2 separate regions of the Homo sapiens genome follow, and region 1 is linked to region 2. Evidence: read pairs that join two places in POLR2A ChIA-PET (ENCODE). Cell type or tissue: OCI-LY7. All regions are shown on one strand.

Evidence for each region. Peaks named below come from ENCODE experiments on the same cell type or tissue, not always from the same donor. Only the 100,000 strongest peaks of a DNase experiment are listed, where the experiment ranks them.
Region 1: POLR2A ChIA-PET joins it to region 2 with 5 read pairs; 2 of 35 experiments call an interaction of 5 or more read pairs at or near these places.

Annotation. Positions count from the first base shown.
Region 1 is chr9:128,290,928-128,294,927 of GRCh38, forward strand. No RefSeq gene overlaps it. Among named protein-coding and RNA genes, the nearest start is that of SWI5, 17 kb to the left of the region's middle. In OCI-LY7, no CTCF peak of the experiment used is centred here; a DNase peak (open chromatin) is centred at 2,394.
Region 2 is chr9:128,102,084-128,106,083 of GRCh38, forward strand. SLC25A25 (solute carrier family 25 member 25) reads left to right here. Exons shown (of 11, transcript NM_001330988.2): 4 at 1-32; 5 at 287-398; 6 at 1,598-1,756; 7 at 3,646-3,798. Among named protein-coding and RNA genes, the nearest start is that of SLC25A25-AS1, 15 kb to the right of the region's middle. In OCI-LY7, CTCF peaks have their summits at 1,680 (motif pointing left) and 1,886; a DNase peak (open chromatin) is centred at 1,668; H3K27ac peaks cover 317 bases.

The DNA of each region.
Region 1 (4,000 bases), 190 kb after region 2:
TTATGTATTAGGGTCTGGGTGCAGTGGCTCACGCCTGTAATCCCAGCACTTTGGGAGGCTGAGGCAGGTGGATCATTTGAGGTCAGGAGTTCGAGACCAGCTTGGCCAACATGGTGAGACCCCATCTCTACTAAAAATACAAAAAATTAGCTGGGTGTAGTGGCAAGCACCTGTAATCCCAGCTACTCAGGAGACTGTGGTAGGAGAATCACTTGAACCTGGGAGGCTGAGCTTGCAGTGAGCCAAGATCATGCCACTGCACTCCAGCCTGGGCAACAAAGTAAGATTCCTTCTCAAAAAATAAAAATAGGCCGGGCTGTAATCCCAGCACTTTTGGGAGGCTGAGGCAGGAGGATCATGAGGTCAGGAGTTTGAGACCAGCCTAACCAACATAGTGAAACCTCGTCTGTACTCGAAATATAAAAAATTAGCTACGCATGGTGGTGCGCACCTGTAATCCCAGCTACTCAGGAGGCTGAGGCAGGAGAATCTCTTGAACCTGGGAGGCAGAGGTCGCAGTGAGCCGAGATCACGCCATTGCACTCCAGCCTGGTCAACAGAGCGAGACTCCATCTCAAAAAAAAATAAATAAATAATAAAAATAAAAATAAATAAATAAATTTTAGGCCAGGCATGGTGGTTCATACCTGTAGTCCCAGCACTTTGGGCGGCTGAGGCAGGCAGCTTACGTGAGGTCAAGAGTTTGAGACCAGCCTGGCCAACCTGGTTAAACTTGGTTTCTAAAAACCAGCCATGGCCGGGCGCAATGGCTCACGCCTGTAATCCCAGCACTTTGGGAGGCCGAGGCGGGCGGATCACGAGGTCAGGAGATCGAGACCATCCTGGCTAACATGGTGAAACCCCGTCTCTACTAAAAATACAAAAAAATAAAAAATAAAAAATTTGCCTGGCGTGGTGGCAGGCACCTGTAATCCCAGCTATTCGGGAGGCTAAGGCAGGAGAATGGCGTGAACCCGGGAGGCGGAGCTTGCAGTGAGCCAAGATCGCGCCACTGCACTCCAGCCTGGGCGACAGAGCTAGACTCCATCTCAAAAAAAAAAAAAAAAAAAAAAAAAAAAAAAAAAAAAAAAAAAAAAAAAAAAAAAGCCATGCAAGTCAGGCCTGGATTTGAGTCTCAGCTCTGCCCACTTATGAGCTGTGTGACTATGGGCAACTGACGTGGCCCCAATAAAGCGGAGATAATAGTAGTGCTGTATTCACCAGGGTAATTAGCATTAGCCGACTCAGCAAACCACCACAAAACCTCTGTGGCTGAACACAATAAAGGTATGTTTGTCTCAGAGTCTAATGAGGGTCTGGTAGCCCTCCTCTATTTTGAGCTATACCATCAGAACATGTGGCCACCAGAGTGACCACAGCAGGGGAAGAGAGAGATGAAGACACATCAACTCCAAACCAACTCCCCCATATTTGGGAGACATAACTTCTACTCACAGCTCCTTGTCTATAACTAGTCACTTGGCCCAAACTAACCAAGAGGGAGGCTGGGAAATAAGAATGAGCACACAGATCTTTCACAGGGAGTCAGCTACAAGGACCCATCTCCAAAGGGTGCTTTGAGTATTTGGTGGGCAACTGCCCACAACCGGGCTCCTAGGGTTGTGCTAGACAGCGACTCATTACCCCCACACCCTGCCATCAAGTGTCCCATGCTTGTACTCTGGTCCTGGTCCAGACTTCAGACACTCTTCTGCATCTATCAGCTCTTCTAGATTAAACACACAGCCAGGTGTGGTGGCTCACGCCTGTAATCCCAGCACTTTGGGAGGCCGAGGCAGGCAGATCACATGAGGCTAGGAATTCAAGATCAACCTGGCCAACATGGCAAAACCCCATCTCTACTAAAAATACAAAAAAAAAAAAAAAAATGAGCCAGGCATGGGGGCACATGCCTGTAGTCCCAGCTACTCAGGAAGCTGAGGCAGAGAATTGCTTGAACCTGGGGGGCGGAGGTTGCAGTGAGCCAAGATCACACCATTGCACTGCAGCCTGGGCAACACAGCGAGATTCTGTCTCAAAAAGAAACACACACACAAAAAGCACAAGCCTCAGTGACAGTGGCCCCAGGCAGCAGGCATTCTCATTTCTGGGATTTCCTTGTCATTTCTTTCTCATTTCTGGGATTTCCTTGTCATTTCTTACACTTCCTACTTTCTCCTCATGTCAACAGGTTTTCACAACCACCTTTGAGCTAAGTCCCATAATTGTTCCCATTTGGATGAGGAAACAGGTTCCGAGAGCAGAAACAACCTATCAAAGTCCCACAGTGAGTCAGGGGCAGCTGGAACCAGCACCCAGGTCTGTCTAACCCCATTCCACACACAAAGCCTCACAACAGACTCTTACCAAACCAGATGCCCCCTGGGAACAAGATTTTGTCAGATTCACATCAGACGACATCCTTTCCACCTGCATCTCACACACGCTCAGCATTTGCCTTGATGAACGTGGCTCTGCTCCTGTTCCCTTAGGTCTTGGGTGAGTGCTAGTGGCCTCACTGGAGATAGATAGAACCAGGACTGTGAGGGGCTTCTGAGGCTCTCATGTATCTTAGGTCCCACCTAGCTTTTTTTAATTTAATTTTTTTTTTGAGATGGAGTTTTGCTCTTCTCCCCCAGGCTGGAGTGCAGTGGCGCAATCTCAGCTCACTGCAACCTCCACCTCCCGGGTTCAAGTGATTCTCCTGCCTCAGCCTCCCATGTAGCTGGGATTACAGACATGCGCCACCACGCCTGGCTAATTTTTGTATTTGTAGTAGAGACTGGGTTTCACCTTGTTGGTCAGGCTGGTCTCAAACTCCTGACCTCAGGTGATCCACCTGCCTCAGCCTCCCAAAGTGCTGGGATTACAGGCATGAGCCACCCCACCCTACCCAGTGCCGCCCAGCTTTTGCCTTGCCTGAGACAGTGAGTGCCTGAGTGCCTTACCTGCTCTCCTCCCTTAATGTTCTGGGCCACATGGGTTTGTCTTTTGTGTTTTTGTTTGTTTGTTTTTTAAGACAGGGTCTCACTCTGTTGCCACAGGCTGGAGTGCAGTGGCGCAACCCTGGCTCACCGCAACCTCCACCTCCTGGGTTCAAGCGATTCTCCTGCCTCAGCCTCTCAAGTACTTGGGATTACAGGCACCCGCCCCCATGCCTGGCTAATTTTTATATTTTTAGTAGAAACAGGGTTTCACTATGTTGGCCAGGCTGGTCTCAAACTCCTGACCTCAAGTGATCCATCCATCTCAGTCTCCCAAACTGCTGGGATTATAGGCATGAGCCACCACGCCTGGCCGGCCACCTGGTTTTATGGTGAAGGAGGAGGAGGAGAGGGAAGTGGCCAGGCTCTGAGTGGGTGGGAGCCCCTTGAGAGGTGAGCCCTTCCTTGAGGTTTTCTCACCTTACACCATGTTCTCTATGTGGAGAGCTGGCTGGTCTTGCCTCTTCCTACACAAAAAAACTGTCAGGGCCAGGTGCTGGGGAGCCCCAGTCTCTGGGTCCCTGCCACACAGTGCTCACCTGCCAGCGGGAGGTCAGAGACTCAAGCAGCCACGACAATACAGATAAAATGCTGCCACAGGGTTATGGAAGCATGTTGGAGCTGCATCCAACCAATATGGGACACTGGGAAACTTCCCAGGGGAAGAGACATCCATGTCTGTCCAGTAGGAGGCAGCCAGGTAAGAATGTGGGAGAGGGCTGCCTGCCTGTAATCCCAGCACTTTGGGAGGCTGAGGCGGGCGGATCACCTGAGGTCAGGAGTTCGAGACCAGCCTGGGCAACATGGCAAAACCCCGTCTCTACTAAAAATACAAAAATTAGCCGGGCATGGTGGCACACATCTGTAATCCCAGCTTCTCAGGAGGCTGAGGCAAGAGAATCACTTGAACCTGGGTGGCAGAGGTTGCGGTGAGCCAAGATGGCACCACTGCACTCCAGCCTAAGCAACAGAGTGAGCCTCTGTCTCAAAAAAAAAAAAAAAAAAGGCCGGGCGCG
Region 2 (4,000 bases):
CGAACGGGCCATTTCTGGGGCCCTGTCACCTAGTAAGTATCCATGTCGCTCATGACTGCCTCCCTTGACTTCCATGCCTGATCAGAGCGGGATTCTTGTGGGCCATTATATTGCCATTGTTGTGCTAAGTGGGGTGTGGAGCCCCCTGCTCTTTCTCCTGGGGGCAGAGGCACCTCGTGTGGTTTCTGGGCATCCGAATGCCTGCCCTTGGCTCACTGGGAGGTGGGGGGATGCAGCTGGCGGATGGGCATGTGGGCACGTGGGCAGCCTCGCCTCTGTCTTGCAGCATGGATAAAAACGGCACGATGACCATTGACTGGAACGAGTGGAGAGACTACCACCTCCTCCACCCCGTGGAAAACATCCCCGAGATCATCCTCTACTGGAAGCATTCCACGGTGAGCCCCACGTGCCCAGGGCCCTCATCTGCTCCCAGGGACCCTTAGCCCAGAGTCACCCAGTCGTCCCCATCCCAGAGTGCAGCTGGGGCTTTCCAGCCACCTCCTCTTCCACAGGAGACTGTCCCCTCTTCTGCCAGCCCAGTAGAGCTGTCCGCATGTTCCCCATGTTCTGGCACTCCAGCCAACCTGAACAGCCCCATCGTTCACACACACAGGCTTCCTCTTCCAGGAACACCCTCCGTCCCCACATGCTCCCTGCTCCCTGCTCCTCATGGGCCACTTCAAATACCCCTTCCCATGATGCTGTCTGTTCTCCCAAAGCTGGTATGAGCCTTCCCCCCGGTGGGAGGGGGCTGGGGCAGAAGCTACTCTACAGAGAACACCTAGGCAGAGCTGTGAGGTGTCCCCACGGTCACACATTTGCTGCCCTCTCGCCCCCGTCCACTGTGGTTTCATGTTCAGAAATGTGAGTCTGTGCTGGTCTCTGCCCCGAGCCCTTCATGCTTGGCGTGTCCCTCTCTGAGTCCTGGTGTGCAGTCCTGTCCCTCTGGACCATCCGCTCCAGGAGGGGAGGCCAGAGGCGCTCCTCATCTGCCTCTCGCAGTGCCAGGCCAGGGCTTGTTAGGTGAGATTAAATGGACAGCTCCAGGGGTGGGAGTAGCTGGCCCAGAGCTCTGGCCTTTAGCCCTGGGATCAGAGCAGAGGTGGCTCTGATCAGCCCGGATGTCACCCGGAGAAAGGTTACGCAGGCAGCGAGCCCTCGTGTTTGCTGAGGCGTTGCATAATGTTCTGCCAGCGTGATCTGGTTACACGTGAGATCTCAGACGGCTCTCACCCCGGCCTGATCCCTTCAGCGCAGCCAGCCTGGCAATCTCACACAGGCCTGTGAGCTGTTCTTGCAGTAGCTCCCTGGCAGCATTGGAAAGGGCCGGTGAATGGTTTTCTAACCGGCACCTCCCGGCTGTGTTCAGCTGAGGTTCTATACCTGTGCCTCTCCAGGACCCCAGCAGGGGTGAGAGCTCTGCTACCTTCAGAGTGAAGGGAAAGACCCCAGCCCGCTTCCCACCCAGAGTCCTTGGCCTTCTCCCTGTCCTGTGGTCCCTGGCCTGGAGCCGTGCTAGAGGGTAGACGGCGACAGGTGCCAGCAGCCTTGCCCCAAGGGTCCTGAGTCAGGCTTGTGCCATCTTTCCTCACAGATCTTTGATGTGGGTGAGAATCTAACGGTCCCGGATGAGTTCACAGTGGAGGAGAGGCAGACGGGGATGTGGTGGAGACACCTGGTGGCAGGAGGTGGGGCAGGGGCCGTATCCAGAACCTGCACGGCCCCCCTGGACAGGCTCAAGGTGCTCATGCAGGTATGTAGGGAAAAGGCCCCAGACCCCTGGGGGGCCAGTTTCCACCTGGGGGATGCTGCTTGGCTAGTTTTCCCTTTCTCTGGCTGGTGCCTGCTTTGGGCCCAAACTTTTCTAACCCAATAAATTAGACTAGAATTATTGCTCAGACAGGGGGTACCAAAATGTCACTGTAGGTGACATTTTGTGCAGAGCGGATCTAATTTTATCTGAGGCATCACATTACAGGGGCATAATGTGGACAGGTGAAGCTAGCGAGACTGGGGTGAGGCAGGAACCAATTTCTGTAAGTACGTTTTGTGTACGTTACCCCACACTGGGGCCAGCAGAGCCTCACCTGACCCAGATGCCAATGGGAAGCCACGCCATTACCTTGGCCAGGTACGCAAATCCATGTCCACACAGCAGAGATAAGCTGGGCTGATGTCAAGGCAGAATTGTGAAACTGACCCACACAACGACACTGGTGGACTTTGATGTCTGAATGGTGACTGGCCACCACTTGTCCCCTTGCCCGTACCTAGTACTTCTTGTGCCAGGAGCCCGGCTTGGAAGAGCTGCCTCCTTTCTCTCCCCAGTCTGCCTTGCTGGGCCTCCCTGTGTTGCACAGAGACAAAGGAAGCAGGTGGTTCAGGGCAGAATGCCTCGGGCTTGGACTCTGCCCAGGGCACCACCACAGCTGCCTCCCTCCCTCTTGTGGCCTTGAGCAAACCCCTTTCCCTCCCAGGACTTCCCCTCCTCTGTGAAAATAGGGGCTTGAACAACTGCCTCATCCTTTTGTTTTTTTAGCAGAATTATCAGGAATGTTGTAGAGATTGAAAGCAGGCCTTGGGTGAAATCAAATGCCTGGCGTGTGCCTTTAAACCAGCATGGGTGGGGCAGCAGGAGAGAGAGGTTGGCTGTGGTTTGATCATTGTCTAAGCTGAGTGGGCATTCATTCTATTTTTTAATATGTCTTAAGTTTTTTTAATAATGAAAAACTTTGATTTTTAAAAATTATTATTATTATTATTATTATTATTATTATTATTATATTTTTTGAGACAGTCTCGCTCTGTCACCCAGGCTAGAGTACAGTGGTATGATCTCAGCTCACTGCAACCTCCCTCACTGGGTTCAAGCAATTCTACAGCCTCAGCCTCCCTAGTAGCTGGGATTATTACAGGCATGCGCTATCACCCCAGGCTAATTTTTGTATTTTTAGTAGAGACGAGGTTTCATCATGTTGGCCAGGCTGGTCTCACACTCCTCACCTCATGTGATCTGCCCACCTCGGCCTCCCAAAGTGCTGGGATTACAGATGTGAGCCAACACTCCCGGCCTTTTTTTTTTTTTTTTTTTTTTTTTTTTCTAAAATAGAGTCTCGCTCTGTCGCCCAGGCTGGAGTACAGGGGCGCGATCTTGGCTCACTGCAACCTCCACCTCCCGGATTCAAGCGATTCTCCTGCCTTAGCCTCCCAAGTAGCTGGGATTACTGGTGCCTGCCACCACGCCCGGCTAACTTTTGTATTTTTAGTAGAGACGGGGTTTCACCATGTTGGCTGGGCTGGTCTCGAACTCCTGAACTCAAGTGATCCACCTGCCTCAGCCTCCCAAAGTGCTGGGATTACAGGCATGAGCCACCGCGCCCAGCCTTGATTTTTTTTTTAAGTCATCTTTATGGAGATGTTCAGGACAAGGCTGGCAACCAGCAGATACCCAGTACGATGGAGCTGAGCCTCACTTAGCCGTGTTGGGTTACTTTGGGCTCATGATTCCAAGCTTGTCTTCAAAATGCACGGAAGAAAGGGCCTTCCCTTTGGCCGCAGCCGGTTGGCCAGCAGAGGCTCTTGGCCGGGTGAGGCAGCCTGTGGCCCCCCGGGTCCGTCTGACTGTTCGGTCCTCCCTCCCAGGTCCATGCCTCCCGCAGCAACAACATGGGCATCGTTGGTGGCTTCACTCAGATGATTCGAGAAGGAGGGGCCAGGTCACTCTGGCGGGGCAATGGCATCAACGTCCTCAAAATTGCCCCCGAATCAGCCATCAAATTCATGGCCTATGAGCAGGTGAGGACCCAGCTCCTCAGGAGGGTCACCGGCCAGTGGCTACTCACTGCCTGGACTTGCTGGCTTTCCCTGGGCTGAGCTCCCTGACACTTGGAGCCAGCCGTGGTACCCCAGGGACAGCAGGGCGAGGCAGGAGGCCCAGGCTCACCACGAGTTCCTTACATTTCTGGGTAGCATAAAATGTGCCGGGGACTCCTGGAAG